Regions from separate parts of the Mus musculus genome. Here region 1 is linked to region 2. The links are chromatin contacts, found by Hi-C in ENCODE. All regions are on one chromosome and are shown on one strand. Each heading gives the region's core, a stretch centred on a gene start or an enhancer-like site at or near the end of the contact. The rest is flanking DNA. Distances are from core to core; before and after follow the strand shown.

The links. A loop is a pair of places that touch in the nucleus more often than their neighbours do.
Region 1: a map of v-Abl transformed pro-B cells shows a loop between it and region 2 (4-fold over the local background). The contact joins the promoter of Rpf1 here to the promoter of Bcl10 in region 2. A Hi-C loop is called at or near these places in 2 of 37 maps with a recorded cell type or tissue (T-helper 1 cell and v-Abl transformed pro-B cells).

What each region holds. Positions count from the first base shown.
Region 1 is chr3:146,517,535-146,523,621 of GRCm38, reverse strand. Rpf1 (ribosome production factor 1 homolog) reads left to right here and starts at 2,199. Exons shown (of 9, transcript NM_027371.3): 1 at 2,199-2,453; 2 at 4,179-4,235; 3 at 5,816-5,896. The coding sequence starts at 2,226.
Region 2 is chr3:145,922,126-145,929,086 of GRCm38, reverse strand. It overlaps Bcl10 (B cell leukemia/lymphoma 10), which reads right to left and starts at 4,825. Exons shown (of 3, transcript NM_009740.2): 1 at 4,572-4,825. The coding sequence starts at 4,628.

The DNA.
Region 1 (6,087 bases), core at 950-3,449, 600 kb before region 2:
AAGCCCTAATTTACATTTTTGCTTGTTTTGACAGTTATAACCACATAAAGTTTTCAATAACTTTTAAGAGTATTCTAAGACCCGAGATAATTAGCATAAACTAAATATTATTGTTTATTACCTTACATTTAAAATGTTTGTGTCTCTTGTCTGATCACAATGTATAGGTTAAATCTTAGAGAAAATATATTCTCATTGATGGATTTCCAAGTACTAGGACTACTTGGTAATGGATATATATACATTCTGGGGAATGTTTTAACTACACAATTTTATCAATGTGTACACAGCATAGTGTGTACTTACACAAATATTGGTGGCATATGGTAATCACTCAGCATGGTATTTTGATTTAATCAAGAGATATGATAAAACAGGAGACATATGAGTTGTACAGGTGTAACATGGCACACTGTTTTACAGAAACAAAAATGGAAATGGGAATACAATCTAAAAATTAAAAGTGTAGGAAAGCAAATATTTAAGCCAGCACTATTACATCTGCCAGTTAACATACAAGGTTTGTTGTTGTTGTTGTTGTTTTTAGTGTTGTCAAGGAATGAATAGTATCATAATCGTAATGTTGTAATTTTATATGACTGTCATCATGGTGGATTTACACCAGCATTGCCACAAACATAAATTATGTTCTGCTACAACTTAACAACAGTTACATCACTAACCAATAGGATTGGTTTCAGCTCCGTGGTGACTGGAGACCTGTAGCTGAGATTTCTCACTATGAAGTAACTGCCTACTTAGTGGCTCCAACAACAGACTTGGAAAGTGTCTTGGTTTACGAGTTTTTGTTCTATGACTATAAAAAAGGCTTTAGGAACCTGCTTCTACCTTGGAAAAGGGAATTTTGGGATGCCTGAACCTATGTTTCCAGGCCACTCATATTTGGCTCCAGAATAAACTGTCTCATTTTTCTCTAAGGTGAGAGCTGTGCGAATACTACCTTTGTTCAATTCATTAACATTTCTCACTCCACCCATCTTCCCTTAGTTTCTTCTTAAATAATAATAAATAACTTTTAAGAATTATTTAATGTAGCCGGGCGTGGTGGCGCACGCCTTTAATCCCAGCACTCGGGAGGCAGAGGCAGGCGGATTTCTGAGTCCGAGGCCAGCCTGGTCTACAAAGTGAGTGCCAGGACAGCCAGAGCTACACAGAGAAACCCTGTCTTGAAAAACCAAAAAAAAAAAAAAAAAAAAAAAAAAAAGAATTATTTAATGTATATGAATACATTGTAGCTGTCTTCAGATACACCAGAAGAAAGCATCAGATCCCATTACAGATGGTTGTGAGCCACCATGTGGATGCTGGGAATTAAGCTCAGGATCTCTGGAAGATCAGTCAGTACTCTTAATCACTGAGCCATCTTCCCAGTCCCCTTAAATAATTATTATGAGTATTGTTTTTTATGTGTAAATCAAGGAGACTGTAAATTCAGCTTTATGACAACCACTCACTTAGCATCTACAAAGCCTGAGTCAGGGCCGTAGCGCCTTAAAAATAAAGCAAAATGCCTGATCATTTTCTCCCTCAAAATCCACCAAGAGGACTACATCTTACACAAAACACAGCGTCTTTACAAAACCCTCACAGAATCTATTCAACTTCAAGCCTCTTCTTCTCTCCTAAATTTTCGTCTGACTTCTGGTGTCTGTGGTGTTTGAGTGGTAGACTAGTTTGCTGCTGCTAAGGGGCCTCGCAGCTGGCCGTTTCCATTGTCTGGTAGGCGTTATCAGTTTATCTCAGATGAAAGGATTTTCCTGCATTGCTGCATAAGCATTAAGTCTGAGACCAGTGAGAACGTTGGAAGTGTGATGCTTCTTTGCTCTCTTTTTAATCTTGTTCTGTTTAGAAATTGTTCTATTAGAAATAATGTACAGTCGGGAACGAACTCTGAATTTTGACACTTTCTTTCTTTCTTGGGGGGAGGGGAGTTCGAGACAGGGTTTCTCTGTGTAGCCCTGGCTGTCCTGGATCTCAGGCTGTAGACCAGGCTGGCCTCGAACTCAGAAATCCGCCCGTCTCTGCCTCCCTAGTGCTGGGATTAAAGGCGTGCGCCACCACCAGCGTCCAGCCTTGGCACTTTCTTACATAGCTAATCCATAAAGCAAAGCGCTAGTTCCGGAACTTGGCGGCCCCGGAAGTAAAACCGTATGACCCGGGTCAAAGACAGAGAGCACTTCCGTTTCCGTACAGCCGTAAACAACATGGCGAAGGCCGGCGAGAAAAGTGTTGGTGGCGGCAAGCGAGGCTTGAAGAGGAAAGCTGCCGCTGAAGAGCCTCAAGAGGCTGCGGCCGCGAGCGATGGGACGGCGGAGAGCGGGGTGCAGCCCGCGAAAGCGGCCGCCTTCCCCCCGGGCTTCAGTATCTCGGAGATTAAGAACAAGCAGCGGCGACACTTGATGTTCACGCGGTGGAAACAGCAGCAGCGGAAGGTACGCGCGCGGGGTTGGCGGGGCACGAGCGCAGGGGCGGGGCCGGGAGCGCGCGGGGCTGGGGGGGGGGCGACGTGCGCGCGCGGGGTTGAAGGGGCGGGGCCGGGGGCGCGCGGGGTTGAAGGGGCGGGGCCGGAGGCGCGCCCCCAGCCCCTCGCTTGGCTACGGGGTCCCCAGCGTCAGCCTTTTGCCGGATGAGCTTGGCGTAGGGGAATCCGGCCCTTGCCTGCTCCGTGGGTTGCACTCTCTGGGAAGCCGAGGGATTTGGAACCGACGATCCAGCCTCTGGCCGGAGATGGCAGAGGGTCCGCCCCCTGCCTTTGCGCATCCCGCCTGCCTAGCGTTGGTGGTAAACTCCAGGTCCTAAACGTGGCCCCAGACTCTTTCAAGGAACCATTGGTGAAGTTTCAGCACTGTGAAGTGTCTGTCATAGCTGTGTTTGCTCTCTTCCGCCTTGTGCTCGCACTGAAAACTAGACAGACTTGTAAGTAAGCCTTGCCCAGGATCATGAGGCTCATTTGTGTCTAAATTACAATTTTAAAAATTCCCTATTACAGCATACACAGCAACTAACACATGATTTTATATTTGTGTTCTCTTACTGGAGGACCTTGGCTGGATCTTTTCGTAAGTGCTAGGTCGCTACTGGAGTTCTTTTTATTTATTTATTTATTTTTTAAAGATTTATTTATATGAGTGCACTGTAGCTGTCTTCAGACACACCAGAAGAGGGCATCAGATCCCATTACAGATGTTTGTGAGCCACCATGTGGTTGCTGGGAATGAACTGAGGACTTGTGGAAGAACAGTCAGTTGTGGAGGTTTTTTGGTTTTTGTTTTTTTGTTTTTTTCAAGACAGGGTTTCTCTGTGTAGCCCTGGCTGTCCTGGAACTCACTTTGTAGACCAGACCTCGAACTCAGAAATCTGCCTGCCTTTGCCTCCCAAGTGCTGGGATTAAAGGCGTGCGTCACCACCGCCGGGCTTGATTTGCAATTTTGAGGGAGGAATGTCCTAAAAGCCTTTTTTTTTTGGACTGAAGATCAGTAGGCACTACAGAATGTGTCAGACATTTTGTCTAGATTCAGGAGATTATAGTGTATACTAAGTAACAACTGAACATGTTTGCAACTTCCTATTGACCTTAATAGGTAGTTTTGGTTATAACCTATAAGAATAACTAGTGGTGACCTTATTGGAAATGTCCTGAGAACTCATCTCCCATTTCTGTCTATTTTCAGTGCTTTTCAAGAGAAGTAACCATTATACCCATAATCTTTAGAACGCATCCACTAGGGGAAAATGTACTTGTTCATTCATACGTTTAATTAATTGGAAGTATTATAGTAAAAAATTAAAGTTACTGAAAGTTTAAATGTTCAGACTTAATGTTGATTTGATGGAAGCAAAACAAAGAGCAAGCTCTTTGTCAAATGAATCTTCTTGATTAGCCTGCCCATTTGTAGTTCAATATTTTAGCTATTAAAGAAAAATCGATAAGTCTAGTTGTGAGTGGGAGTATGCACCTGTAATCTAAAACACTAAGGAGTCTGAGGCAGGAGGATGGTCAGTCAGAAGCAAGCCTGGGCTATCTAAGCAGACCTTTAAAAAGTTTCATGTGCTTATTTTAAAAGGTTATAGTAATTTCTCAGAGCTGACTTGTAGTTTCAGTATGAGTTTATGAAATAACTACTGGTTTCTCAATATTGTTTGCTTTTATCTCAAAGGAAAAGTTGGCAGCTAAGAAAAAACTTAAAAAGGAGAGAGAGGCTCTTGGCGATAAGGTAAGTAAGGTTTATAGCCTTGTATTTTGTCTTATGAAGTATTTCCTGATACTGTGTTGGTTTCTTCTAAGACATTTCAGATGTATAAAAATAATGTACTAAATCCCTTTGTACTCTGTACCCAACTTAGCAAATAGTGGTGACAACTCGTCCCCTATTCTCAGTAGCTCGCTCAGATGGAGTTGCTGGACTTCCCTGAGCTGTGCCTTCCTAGGTGCTTTGTGTGCAGGTGGTAAGCGCGGTGTGCTCAGGAGGCAGGGAAAGCTCTCCCTGCTGTTGGAACTGGGAACTCCCACTTTAGGCTTGGGGTTTAACTCTTGTGACTTGAAGCTAAAAGAACTACTAAATATTCCTGCATTGTTACAAGACGAAAGTTTTCGTTTTTTAAAATTTTTACAAATATGCTTAATTCATAATTTAGCGTGTAAGATTTTTAAAGCCTATGGTTCTCCTCCCCTTTACCACCTATAAATACCAAGTGAGAATAGGATTTCTGAGAAAGATAAACATATTCAGGCTGTGTACAGACTAAGCATACTACTTTTCATGCACTGTCCAAATAGGATCAGTTTAAAACATCTAAAGTCATCAATATTAGATTATTTTGACCTTCAGCATTCTAATACATCATATAATCTTATCATCGGATTGCAGCAAATTCATGTGCAGGCCGGCCTTTAACACATCGCTGGCCCTGGGTTGGGGTGTATGTAGGCTTTCAGCTGGTATATACCACACCCTGCCTAACTGAACACAAAAAGTCAGATTTTGGACTGAAAGATGACTTCCTGGAATTATCTTTAAAGATTACATAAGAGTCAGCAAGAGAACTCGGTAAGGTAAAGGCACTTGCTGCCAAGCTTGGCCAGCTGAGTGTAATTCTAGAGCCCACTGGGTGGAAGGAGAGAACCAACTTCCACAACTGCACACCTTACACACATCCACATCGCCCATCCTGAGTAGCACCTCAGTTCACCGTTCCTTCAGGTCACTGTGTGGCATCTGTGTGTTCTCCTAGTTCTGCTGTACTCCTTGCAAGTATGTTGATACCATAAACTCGGCGGCATGATAATTCTGCATTATCTGGTCATGTGGTATGCAGGGTGTTATCTTGATGTTTGTTTCCATTACAAATGGCCACCACATAGACAATTTATTTCTTTCCATAAATTAACCCCAAACAGAATTACTGGGTCGCTGGATAGACTTGCCACGTTTCTGAGGAGATCGCGGGAAGTACAGAAACAGTCACCTGGATTTGCAACTAACTAAACTTTTTTTATTTCCATTCTGCTGACTCCCTTTACTGTTAGATATTATTTTAGACAGGGATAATTTTTGTGATTCCTGTCTTAGTTTTAAGTCACTTCATTCTGTATTTACCACGTATGTCTTCTCAGATTGTTAAGGGGTAGTGTCATTGCCCCCACTCTATTCCTAGGATTTAGTAACAGTGGTTGTGGATGGAAATAAGGACAGGTTGTTCTGAGGTTATTTGAAGAATGTCTTGTTTCCCCACAGGAATGTGAAGTTGTTAATATAAACTGCTTCTAACACTCGGTGTTTCCCCTCTTACTTAGGCTCCACCAAAGCCTGTTCCCAAGACCATTGACAACCAGCGCGTTTACGACGAGACCACAGTAGACCCCAATGATGAAGAGGTAATGTCAGAAACCAAATGTGAATGATCACCCTTGGTGTGTTGCTGTTTGACGTCGTGGTGGTCGCAAGATGTAGATATCTCTTCTCCCCTTCCTCATTGTCTCTTTCCCTGTCTCTGTCGTTAGGATTTGTCTAGAACATCTGATAATGCACGCAGTGCACCAGATGATGCAGTCTGGGGACCTGCATA
Region 2 (6,961 bases), core at 3,576-6,075:
TCTACTGGATTTCCACACACATTTATTTATTTATACAGTAAACTTCGTATGTATAAATTTCTAGTGTGAATATGAAAAGATGAACAAGGTTTTAATACTGCATACAGAGGGCTCCTGGTTTAGCCGGGCAATAGACAGCACACACGGGCTGTCATCGGAAGACCATGTAAGTTATCAGAAGACCAGTCACCGTGACTTCAGCACCACTCTGGGCATGCATGGTCCGTAAAGCCTGCATGGACTGCTAACAGAAAAATAGCATTTTGTAATCCCCTCCTCTTTCTCAAATCTTTCATGCATCTATTAGATTTTACAATTTTCAAGAGAAAATAGAAATCTGAACCATTACATAAATTATACCAACACAGTGTCTGCTCATGATTTATTGGATAGTCCTGAACACAGCACAGTAGTTGAGAGCACTGGGCTAGAGAGATAGCTCAGTGGGTATGAGCACTTGTTCTTGCAGACTATATGAGTTTGCTTCCAAGTACCCACATGATGGCTCACAATACTCCACAACTCTAGTTCCAGAGGACCTGACACCATCTTCTGACCTTTGTAGACACCAGGAACACACATGGTATATATACACTCATGCAGTCAAAATACCAATATTTAAAAAAAAAAAATCTAAAAAGTCCTTAAGAACAGCATGGCTGTGCAATGAGTCAAACTTCTGCTAACCCTGAATCTGTAACATTCTGTGAGAACTGGTACAAACTGGTACCACTGGGCCTTCAGGATCTTGGCAAAATAAGGATAAAGAATTAAACCCATCTAGGAAGACTAATTGGGATAGTGTGCATGAAGGCTCAGCCCAGTTCCTTCTACAGTGGAGGCCCAATGACTAGTGACTACTGGGCCACAGCAGGCAAGCTCATGGCAGGCAAGCCCACAGCAGGCCACCTCTCCAGCTTGATTCAGCAGTACCCTATGGCAGGACTTCTGCTCCACTTACAATCGAGGACTAGCACTGTTTCATGCTGCTATGTGCCTGAGTTTTCCTTCTCATACCCTGAGCTCCCTTCATCTTTGAAGCTTGAGGTTGCTGGTCATCGCTGGGAAGCCGTACTTTAACATCCAGGATGAGCTGGCCACGCCTGTCTCGCAGCCCCAGCCTCTTCCATTGTTCATCACATTCCCCACTTCATCCCCAGGCGTTTCCACTGTGTCCCACGCTCTCCCCCAAGTCACCGAGGACCTCCTCTACTGACGGGTCCTTCCCACCTTCATCATATTTGGCTTCTGAGAGCAGGGTCACAGCTGATCACTCCTTCCTCCAGACACGTTCTCCTTGCTGAGCATACAGGGCACTGTCCTGATTGTTTCTGATCTCTATGAAACTTCTCTCTGTGCTTCCCATCCCGTTCTCAGATGATGAGGGCTGCAGCTCGAGAGCTTGGAGCTGGTTCTCATCTTTTCAACAGAATGCTTGTATTTCTAGTGCAGAAATCTCTTCTGATCTTCATTCTTACTCTTCCTTCAACTCCCATCCTGTCCACGTTCTTAGCATGCACCCCGAGCTTGTGTTCCATCCATGTCTACGGCCTTCACTTTGATCCATATCATCACTGCCTTTCAGTGTATCCAAGTCCTTCCATGCCCTTTCCCACTTTTCCTCATCTTCCTGGTCTACAGAAAAGGCAGGCAGATCTTTAAAAGTCAGACAAAACCCTATTAATTCGTTAGTATGACTCCTAAGAGAAAAAAGTGTTAAGACCTTCAAGAGTTTGCTTAGCCCACATCCCTAATTTCATTTTGTTACCATCTGCCATCCTTCAATATTCTGAACTTACAAAGGTCCTGACTTAGGTCCTTGTCAAATTCTGTCTCAAATGCGCTTCCCCAGCTCTGTTATAACCTTAGATCAAAACCAAGCACATCTAACCATCCTATTGCAAGTATGATGCCCTGGTGTTGTCTTCATAGCACTGAGCAAATTTCCCAGTGCCCAGGTGTATAAACGATATGCATACTTTTCACCTTTAATGGCCTACATGTTTGAAGGAGGCAACCCCCAAACATTCTGTCCACCGCTGTGTGCTCTGCATTTCAGAGTGCAGTGCTTTGGATGGATGGAAACTTTATTATAATGTTTAAAGTTATCAGTTCATGGTTACTTTTCTTCAATCAAGAAATTGAGCTATTGTAAAAAACAGAATTTTGTCTTAGTTCTTTTTTTTAAAGATTATTTATATTATGTATGTGAGTACACTGTTGCTCTCTCTTCAGACACATCAGAAGAGGGCATTGGATCCTATTTCAGATGGTTGTGAGCCACCGTGTGGTTGCTGGGAATCGAACTCAGGACCTCTGTTAGAACAGTCAGCGCTCTTAACTGCTGAGCTATCTCTCTAGTTCCTTAGTCCTTAATTTAACTGTTAGTATTACATTATCAACTTCAGAGTATAAAGTTACCTCTATTTGTTAAAAGGAAACAAGTTCTAACAAGATGAGGGTGTGTTAAATAAACAGATGAAAACAGGAGCAGCGCTGAAGATGTACAGCCCTGGGGACCAGCAGTAGGCCTGTGCTCCCCACTAACATGGGAGGACATGGACCAAGACTCTCTATGGATGTGCAAAACCTCATGGTACCAACCCCATATCAAGCTTTCCACCATAAAAACTAATCTAATATCCAAGACAGCTCACTACTAAGAGGATATCAGGCAGGTAACACACACACTGGGGAAAAGGTGAGACTCGTGTCCCTGGCTAGATGCAGTGAGATGGCACAAGATTTTGTCACGGTACTTAGAAGAGTGCTCAATTTGTATCACTATAACCGTATCAAATTCCCATTAAATAATTAAATATTTTTGGACCATAGCTGACCCACAGGCAACAGAAGCCACAGAAAGCAAACCCTGAGACAGACAGACAGCCTCATGTAAACAACTTCCCACCATTTATCAAGACAGATAATACAGAAGGGACACCAAGCAGTTTTGGGGGAAGGATAATGAAAAGTTCAAGTTTTGAAAACATAAGAACATAGCAGGCAGTGGTGGCTCATGCCTTAATCCCAACACTTGGGAGGCAGAGGAAGGGAGTTGAGGCCAGCTAGTTCTACAGGTGAGTGCCAGGACAGTCAGAATTACAGAGAAACAAAACAACAGCCAAATGTATGAAATTATAGTTTGAGTTCTGGTAGACTTGGAAATAAAGTCCTGGAGTTGAGAAAAAAAGGAGATTCAAATAATGCGGATGAATGTTTAAGCTTGTCATAAGCAGTTTCAAAAATAATAGGGTGAATATCTAAGGAACACTATTTTTATAGACACCCTGACGCTTCTCTGTAGTCTCTCTAAGGTTATGGACATCTGACACAGGTCTAACGTGCAACTGTCAGGATGGATGACGTCAATGAACCCCGGAGCAGAAACAAAGGCCTGCAGCACTCTCCTCCCCTATCTACAGACAGGTCTTGTCTTGTTTTGCCAGCTATAAAATGAAAAGCAATTCTCTCCTTATAGGTACTTTAATGATTGTGAGAAAATTCAAAACTGTGGAACATGGGAACAGAGCTCCCAGACTTTACACTTAGGGTTTACTGTCCTCTTAAGGACTATAGTGGGTATCAAAGACCTTGTTTCAAGTAGAATGTGTAGCTTTCCATACAGCAGGTGCCCTACCAACTCCACTGAACACGGAAACTATGGCAGTTATCCTGGCCGTACCTTTCCCTCCTGGTACTTAGCTCTATCAGTTGTAATTATGGGCACAGCGCAATAAACTTTACAAGGGGTAAGTATGGTAGAAAAAGGGGTCTGAAGCACACATACATCTTCAACAACTTGAGGTTAAGTTCGTAAAGACGATTTTTCGGCAGCATTTTGGTGCTAAGTAAGAACGAGTTACCGGTTTTTAATGTGAATTCATGTATATTATCTAAGTTGTGCTCATTTGATTTTTTTTTTTTTTCTGGCAAAAGAAGTTAAAAGGAAGGAAAAAAAAAACGAAGCACGTTGTGGTTAAAGCCATTTCCTCAAATATTACTGTGTCTGTGAAGTTCTACATGGTCTAAGCAGAAGAGTCCAATTTAGTCGGGAGTATTTTCAACGTTTACCTGGGAACCAAGTCTCAGCGAGAAGTACGCACACCCCCTTCATTTAAATACGTGGGCGTCTGATTACTCGGGGAATTCCAGGGCGTGCGTTCAGCTGGCGAGCTTTCCGCAGCCCCCGATAGAGACCAGTTTCACCCATCTGCTCTACGCCCGGGGATGCCTGGTCCAAAGCCCGCTGTGGGCACACTCCGGCGGCTCCCTAGGCTAGCAGCTCCCGCGGCGGTGGCGTGGGATGGGGGATCGGCAGGATGGAAAGCCACCAGCGACGAGCGGATGGCAAGGAAACATCCAAGCCCACCGACAGGCTTAACCGCGGACTCCCGGGTCGCTGGTGGATCGTCTCCAGCCAGCTCCCGGGAAGCAGGCAGGTCGTGCTGTGCCAGGACCCCGCGCTCTTCCGACCTGAAGTTCCCCGTCGCTCAGCTCCGGGTTTCCGCTTTCCTCCGCCCGCCCGCCCCGCTGCGCCCCGCTGCGCCCAGCCCGGCGGAGCTACTCACGTCCTTCTTCACTTCAGTCAAATCCTCCTCCGTGAGGGACGGTGCGGGAGCCTCCATGGCCCAGGCCGGGATGGCGTCCTTCCGGCCCGCGCCACCCCGCCCAGACTAAGGGCTCGGGCCTCCGGGAATCAGGCTGTGACTTCGGGGGGACTAGGAACAGAAGCGGGGGAACGGCCGGCTCACGGACGAGGAGGTGGAGACCTCAACGCCCCACTTCCGGCTCCGCCCCTGGGGCCAGCGGTGCCGCGCTCAGCGTTCTTCCTAACTCAGGCACCACCCTTCGGCGAGGCGGGTCTGCCTGCAGGCCCCACCCACCTACGTGCCAGCCAATCAGTACTACCCTCGGTTACGTCTCTGCTTCCGCAGTGGCTCCGCCCACAGCGGGCGTCCCTCTAACCACGCCCCCTTGTCATTTACATAGGCTTGCGGATTGGACGCCTGAAGGATTTGTTTCCGTGGGCGGAGCACTGGCCGCTCAGTTTAGCGGGATCTCCCCGCCTTCGCAGACTCCTCGTTTGGGTGGAGTGTGGGCTGAGTCGGCCAGAGCATTTTGGTTTGCTTCTCTTTTCCAGATGTTGCGGAACAATTTCCTGTTGTGCTGAGCCAGGTTTTACAGTTGCGTGATCATACGTATATGTATACACGCACACATAACTTCCGTTTGAGGGCCTGCTCTGGGGGGCCACTGCCATTTACCACCTAGAACTAGGGAGACAGGAGCAAGGAGATCTTGAGAGCAGAAAACAAAACGACAAAACACAAAGAAAAAAAAAAAACTGTTAAAAGATTTAAAAATTACCTGCAATCCCATCAATTTAGCAGCACAGGTAGTGTTTGGGTACTTTTAAGTCTCTATTCATTAGAAGCATTTCTCCTTATTAATCTATGCAGTAGAGACAAATTTAAAAAGCTAGGGCCTCTAGGAGTATATTTAAGGTTCTGAAGCTACTTGGTACACAGTTACACTCTCTTATTGTTATCCTTTATCTCTGTTCAGTAAGTAAATTCTAGGGATGCTCTGATGGGGAAGTTGTTTATTGGAGGCCAAATGGCTATTTTCAGAACGATATTTTAACTCGTAGCCCGTGCAAAACGTGTCCTAGTGGATGAGGTGCTCCACATAGAGTCCTAGGCAGAAAATGATTATGTGGTCGATGAAGTAAATCTGCAAGTGTAGACTGAAATGTCAAGAGGACCAAAGGCAACAGGAATCTTTATCTAAAACAAAAGAACCAGTAGAGGCTTAAAGCCACATCTCTGTAGCTTTGATCAGAGTTCTGGAATCTTGGTGTTTACATTATGCCAGGTCTTTTTTTACGCTGATGTCTAGTATACTAGAGTGTTTTCCTGTGTCCTTAGTCATCCGTTGTCTTGTTATAACCCAATTTGCTTAATCATTTGCTCTTTCCTGTAGCAACCATCTGTTGAATGGCAACTACTGAACTACACCCAGATCTTCTTCTAGCAAATCAAACACCTCTGTCCTCCAGCTAGGGTGTGGTGGCACAAGCTAGCTAGCTGTGTTGGCCAACCAACTGCTTGCATCTGACCCAGCTATAAGCAGGAATAAATCATAAACTTACTTAAAACATTAGGAGGGTTTTTTCCTTTTTGCATTTTTTCCCCACATTTTGGATATGTAGGTTTTTTTTTGTTTGAACCCTGCAGATAAGAATATCCTGTCTCAAAATAAAAAACAATAGACCCAGTCATAAGTATTGTCAAAGTTCAAGGTTATTCTGGGCTACTTAGTAAATTACTGGGACAACCTGTGCTATATAGTAGGAGCCTGGCTCCAACAAACAGAAAAAACAACAATAACATCTGTTTCTTCGTGAAATTTACATTAAAGCACGTATTTGTTTGGGGGTGGAAAAGGTAGACATTTGAAAAGTTTCGTGTGTAAAGTGTTTAATATGCTAGAATCTCATAAATACTAAGAGGGAAAGCGACGCTGGGAAATGGAAAAGGTGGAGATGGAGACCACACGGAGATAAAGGATACATTTCCCACGTGCAGGAAGTGAGGGAGGAGCCGTTGGACAGAGGGAAAAAGGGAAAAAGAGCTCTCAGTGGAGAGCCCTGCAATGCAGAGGCTGGGTGGCTGGGGAGGTGAACTCTGCTACGGGCAGAGTTTAATCTGACTTTGCCCAGAGTCATACAGGTTTACTCTGAGTCAGAAGGAAAGCCGCTGCAGGCTTCAGAGGAGCAGAGGGACATATGCAAACTATGCTTTCACTGTTCTGCAAGCTGGCCAGCTACTGCTCTAATCTAGACCCCAGGAGGTAGAGGCCTGGCTGGATTGGGAGCAGTGAGAGAGAGGAGAGCAGGCTGGGTGAGAAAGGCCAGGGCGTTTGACTTTGTTTTGAAAGGCTCCCTGTTGCTATCAAG